2 separate regions of the Homo sapiens genome follow, and region 2 is linked to region 1. A link is an interaction called in ENCODE POLR2A ChIA-PET data of the cell type or tissue named here. Cell type or tissue: B cell. All regions are shown on one strand. Links, peaks and the distances in the headings refer to the core of each region. The heading gives the core; the rest is flanking DNA. Region 1 overlaps PIK3CA-DT (PIK3CA divergent transcript). Region 2 overlaps PIK3CA (phosphatidylinositol-4,5-bisphosphate 3-kinase catalytic subunit alpha).

Region 1 (2,804 bases), core at 149-2,648:
TAAGTAGTGATTCCCAAGCACCAGTCCATAAATATATTTTCACCAGTCTGTCAGAAAACAAGAAAAGGAACAATGCATTCAATTTTCTATTACATTAAATTTATTCAACTTAAATTTGACTGTTCATATTGAGATCTATCGTCTTCCTAATTTTTATGTGCCTTCTTTTATAATATGACCATAACAGTCAGTGGTGGTTGTTTGATGTTCTTAATCATACAATTTCCCCATTCCCTCTCCCCAGCATTTATGTGTTTTTGTTCAGTTTTGTCTTATTAAGTGTTCACTGTGCATGAAACTACTAAGTGCAGGAACCCCTGCTCCTAGAGAAGTACTGAAGAATGGTGGGGCAGGGGCAGGATAATGTTTGAGGGGGGGAAAACACACCTTCAATTTACCCTTTGTTTTCATAACACTAACTATAGGAGCAAAAGCTCAACACCTTGTATCTCAGGTTTCCCCCTCCCTGATCTGGTTGAGTGTCATTATTCTAGAGCAGTCAGGTACCTACCTTTGGACCTTAGGCCCTGCGGAGATATATAAGAGAACATCCAATCCTTTGGCACACAAAAATTATCTGTAGTCTGAAAGAGTATCTCCAGATAATATATACACTATGCTTGAAATATGTAGAGATGCTGGGTACAGTTAATCAAATTCCATTAAAAGTGGTCTAACTTCAGGGAGATTTTTATATATTGTGTCTTCTCCCAATTACCAAATACAAAAATACAATTACTATACCATAGGCATTTTCTTAAAATTTTTCATGCTTTTAAAAAGGGGCCTTTGAGATAGTGGGGAACAATTGGTGCTATATAAATGCTTTTAAATAGATTATAGGAGACTTAAAGAAGAAAATTGACAAGAAAGCATAACTAAATGGTTGAATATTTTTCCCCATAATACAAGCTGCTGGGAAGGTTTTCAGCAGTGACGAATTCACAATCTGACACATAACTCTTTAATTTGCTTTATAAGGTTAAGTGGTTCCTTGCTGCCATCTCCAAATGAAATTAAGTTGCCTCACTTTAAAAGGTGAAATTCTTTCTTTTTCAGATTCTCCAAATAATTTGTTCATTATTTCTAATACTCTGTTTATGAGACAATAAAACCAATTTCCATAAACCACTCTAGAGAATTAGTAATTACTTCATATAGCAGAGCTCCAGTTTCCACAAGTAATGTAAGAAGATGGTCACAGACTACAACTTCTCAGTGAGGAGTCAGTATATTCTTTATCTCCTGTGGTGTTTTGAATATTTAAACATGCCTGCAGTACTGTACTTTCCATTTCATTTTATCTCACCTGTGCTTTGCATTTCCCTGTGATAAACTATCTATTGTGAACTTACATCTTTCCCAATACCGGATATTGTATTCTTTGAGTAACAGAAACACATGTTCAGAATCAATCTAGCCAGTTTTTAATTTGGGGAGGATGAGAGATACACCTGAAACTATTCTGCTACCTTTTAGCAGAGCAGATGGACCTGAAAAAAAGAAGGCAAGGAGTTAACCTTTCTTGTTTCTCCAGCAACTTTTCCACAGCTATTTTCCTCCCTTTTCAGCGACTGTTTTCTAATCTAGGTTTGCTTTCCCCTCAAATCTGGAGGATAAATAAAGCTCTGCAAAGTAAATGGCATGTGAAAAAAAAAGCTACATCTTAGAAATGGAAAGCAAAACAAAAACAAAAACACACCTAAACCCAATGCTCGAATGTATAAAACAGGAAAATAAGACCCTGAGTGGCCTATGTGTCCGGACTAAGGTCACACCACTACTTACAACAAACTGCCAGGATTAGAATTCAGGCTCCCCAGGGCCAGCCTAGAGTTTCTCATATGTAGGAATTCATGATGTTAATGGTAGAAGTGGATGGAGAATTGGGGAGGGGGGGAATGAAATATTCTTTTTTCTTTTCTAAGAAACAGGGTCTCACTTTGTTGCCCAGACTAGAATGCAGGGGTATAATAAGAGCTCACTGCCTCAAACTCCTGGGCTCAACCAATCCTCCTGTCTCAGCCTCCCTAGTAGCTAGTACTATAGGCATGCACAACCAGACGTGGTTAATTTTAAAAAAAAATTTTTTTTTCTTTTTTTTAGAGACAGGGTCTCACTATGTTGCCCAGGCTGGTCTCAGACTCCTGGCCTCAAGCGATCTTCTCACCTTGGCCTCCCAACGCAGTGAGATTACAGACCTGAGCCACCATGCCCAACAAAGACGAAATATTCTAATAAGGCATTCCATTTCTAATTTGATGACTCTCCGAGGAAATTCTAAGAGGCCCTATGTCTAGAACGGAAGGAAGTCCTTCATCTGGAGTCTCTTCCATCACAGCAAATGCTGGTTTCAAAAACAATTTAATTTTACATTTGCTTTGAAAAGTCTAGTAATGTTGTCATGGCACACCTACCCAGCCAACATTTTCTTTAGGGCCACAAGTTTTCTAAAAGTGAAATAAATATAAAAAATAAAAACATTTCCCATTTCACAGAATGCAAAAAGAAAGGGGAGTGGAGAGGGAGAGAGAGAAAATGACACTATAATAAGTGTATGACAATTGTCTTGGTCCATCCAGGCTGCTATAACAAAATACCTTAGACTGAGTAACTTATAAACAAAAACAATTTATTGTTCACAGTTCTGGAGGCTGGGAAGTCTAAGATCAAGATGCCAGCAGATTTGGTGTCTGGTGATGGCTTGTTCCTCATAAATGGTGCCTTTTATGTGTCCTCATGTGGTAGCAGGAACAAACAAGCTCCCTGGGTCCTCTTTTATAATGGCACCAATCACATTCATG
Region 2 (2,804 bases), core at 13-2,512, 72 kb after region 1:
TAAACTTCAGTTCTTACCCCAGTAATTACCTACGTGGTGTATTGACAACAAAGGAAGAAAACTTGTAGAGGTGGGTTTTGGCAGTGTTTTTTTGTTTTTGTTTAGAGGTGGAGTTTCACTCTTGTTGCCCAGGCTAGAGTGCAATGGCACAATCTCGGCACACTGCAACCTCCGCCTCCCTGGTTCAAGTGATTCTTCTGCCTCAGCCTCCCAAGTAGCTGGGATTACAGGCCCCTGCCACCACACCTGGCTAATTTTTTGTATTTTTAGTAGAGACAGGGTTTCGCTATATTGGCCAGGCTGGTCTCAAACTCCTGACCTCAGGTGATCCACCCGCCTCGGCCTCCCGAAGTGCTGGGATTACAGGCGTGACCCATTGCGCCCGGCCCGGAAGTGTTTTAAAACTTGGTTGTAGTGGTGGTTTTTACAACTATACATTCACCAAGACTCATCAAACTGAATTTTAATTTATACCTCAGGTAAAGCTAAAATAAAGTAATACATGCATATTATTTTCAAATTACAACTGAAAGGTTAATAAAAACATCAGGCCGAGCATGGTGGCTCATGCCTGTAATCCCAGCACTTTGGGAGGCTGAGGTGGGCGGGTCATGAGGTCAGGAGTTCGAGACCAGCCTGGCCAACACAGCGAAACCCTGTCTCTACTAAAAATACAAAAAAATTAGCTGGGCATGGTGGCAAGCACCTGTAATCCCAGCTCTCGGGAGGCTAAGGCAGGAGAATAGCTTGAACCTGGGAGGCGGAGGTTGCAGTGAGCCGAGATTGTGCCACTGCACTCTCTAGCCTGAGCAGCAGAGCTAGACTCCATCTCAGAAACAAACAAAACATCAGTTCATTACTGTATCTCACTTCCCCCCCATTCCCTCTCACAACTTTGTCTTGTCTCATGTCATGCTTCAGGAAACCACTTTCAACTATTTAAGCTACTACTTCTGGTATTTGCCACCTTATAATAATGGGGTATATTGCTCTGTCTTGGTCCACCAATATTTGACATTATTCATTAGTTTTCTCTTATAATTTTAATGCTCATATCTTCCTTTGCCTTATCTCATCATCCTATATTTAATCATTACTGGTTAAATCCACATTTAGTTATTTCATTATTCAATGACCATATAGTAATAAAGCAAATGCTACATGGGGTTATATTTTTTCTGTTACAACTTTCTTGTTGTTTTTTAATTAATTGCTTCATCTCAGAAATCTGCTTAGTTACCATTGTGTCTGAATTTGTCTTTCCATGGGCTTCAATCCATCTTTGCAATAACTCTCACATGTGATAATTAGTTTGGTTATTTTCCTATAATATCCTTCATAGAGCCTTCAGTATTTCTGATTTAATCTTGATTGCTTGCTAGGTCTGTTTCACAGCTGTTATCTCAAGACTCTTTTTTGTCTTCATCCTGGAAATTCCCTACACCTGCTTCCTGTGTTGAAGCATTGATTCCTCCTATGCCCCATACCTTCATGGTTGACTACCTCATTCTATAGGAGCTTATCCTCTCGTGGCATCTTGAAGAGAGATAACTGGGAGGTAATTTTTTTGAGATTTTACATACCTGAATATGTGTTATTCTACTCCTACAATTATGTGATATTTTAAGTGAGTGTAGAATGCTAGATTGAAAATCATTTTTACCCAGATATTGCTCTGGTATCTTCCAGCTTTCAATTTTGCTAGAGTTCTAAGTGCCACTCTGTTTCCTGATTTTTTATTTATTCTTTTTTCTCTCTGTCTGGAAGTGATTAATCTCTTCTCTTCATTTTATGGTATGGTACCTTGGTGTGCATCGTTTATCTGTTGTGCTGTGTACTCCGTAAGTCCCTGCTGCTTGCAGACTTACATTCTTCTCGGAAGTATCCTTGCCTTTTTTGGTAGTTCCCTCTCCTTTGTTTTCATTATTCTCTCTGGAACTCCTACTAGCCAGATACTACACTTCCTAGATTGTTTTTCTAAATTTTTACCATTCCCTCCTCTTACTCATCCCTTTCTTTTTATTCTGCCTTCTGGAAAATTGCCTTAACTTTAACTTCAAACATTTGTTGATTTTTTTTTTTTTTCAGTTCTTATTCTCTGGTCTTATTGGTTCCTCTGCATAAGGATGCAGTCTTTTATCTTTACAGTTTCTTTGACATTTTCCTCTGTCCCATCATTCTCTGTTTCTCACCACTTCTGTTTCATTTTGGTCTCAATCTTTAATATTGGAGACATTCCTCAAATGCATGAAGATCCTCAGTGGTCATTTATATTTAAAAGATGTGAAAAGCTGACCGAAAGCTCTGGGTGTGAAGTCAGAGCTCTTGTCTATTGGTAAACTATGCTGTAGGAAATCTTCATATCACAATTTTTCTTTAGGTTAGTTTTGTTTTCTCTAGTTTTGAATCCTTTCCAGAGGAAATCTATAGTCTTCTCTGTGGGGGCTGCTTATGTTTTAGAGAAATACTGAAGAAAGGGACTTTGGGTCTCTTTAGAGTTGCACATAATCTTCTGGTTTTAGTCATATCTACTTCTGTATCTATTGAAGTCCAAAGCATCTTGAGTTTAGTTTTTCCAGAAATTATGCCTTCTGATTTCTGCATGATTGGGAAGTCACTGAGTACACCAACTGGAGTTGGAGACCTGGAATTCCAGTAGTTCCAGGAACCTCCTAGTCCTGAACTTAATGGGGTTTCATGAGAATTGACTGGCTTCTTTAGGCACTTAAATTTAACATTCCTCACCTCTGGTGAGGTTTTTGTTTGTTGTTTGTTTTTTCTCCCTGTCTTTGTATATTATGGTT

What was found. ChIA-PET counts read pairs that join two places held together with the same protein. Peaks named below come from ENCODE experiments on the same cell type or tissue, not always from the same donor. Only the 100,000 strongest peaks of a DNase experiment are listed, where the experiment ranks them.
Region 2: POLR2A ChIA-PET joins it to region 1 with 5 read pairs; 3 of 35 experiments call an interaction of 5 or more read pairs at or near these places.

What each region holds. Positions count from the first base shown.
Region 1 is chr3:179,101,509-179,104,312 of GRCh38, forward strand. PIK3CA-DT (PIK3CA divergent transcript) reads right to left here. Exons shown (of 3, transcript NR_125401.1): 3 at 1-47. Among named protein-coding and RNA genes, the nearest start is that of ZMAT3, 31 kb to the left of the region's middle. In B cell, for the core only: no CTCF peak of the experiment used is centred there; no DNase peak of the experiment used is centred there.
Region 2 is chr3:179,173,640-179,176,443 of GRCh38, forward strand. All of the region lies in intron 1 of PIK3CA (phosphatidylinositol-4,5-bisphosphate 3-kinase catalytic subunit alpha), which reads left to right. Among named protein-coding and RNA genes, the nearest start is that of PIK3CA, 27 kb to the left of the region's middle. RefSeq lists a silencer at 915-994. In B cell, for the core only: no CTCF peak of the experiment used is centred there; DNase peaks (open chromatin) are centred at 882 and 1,462.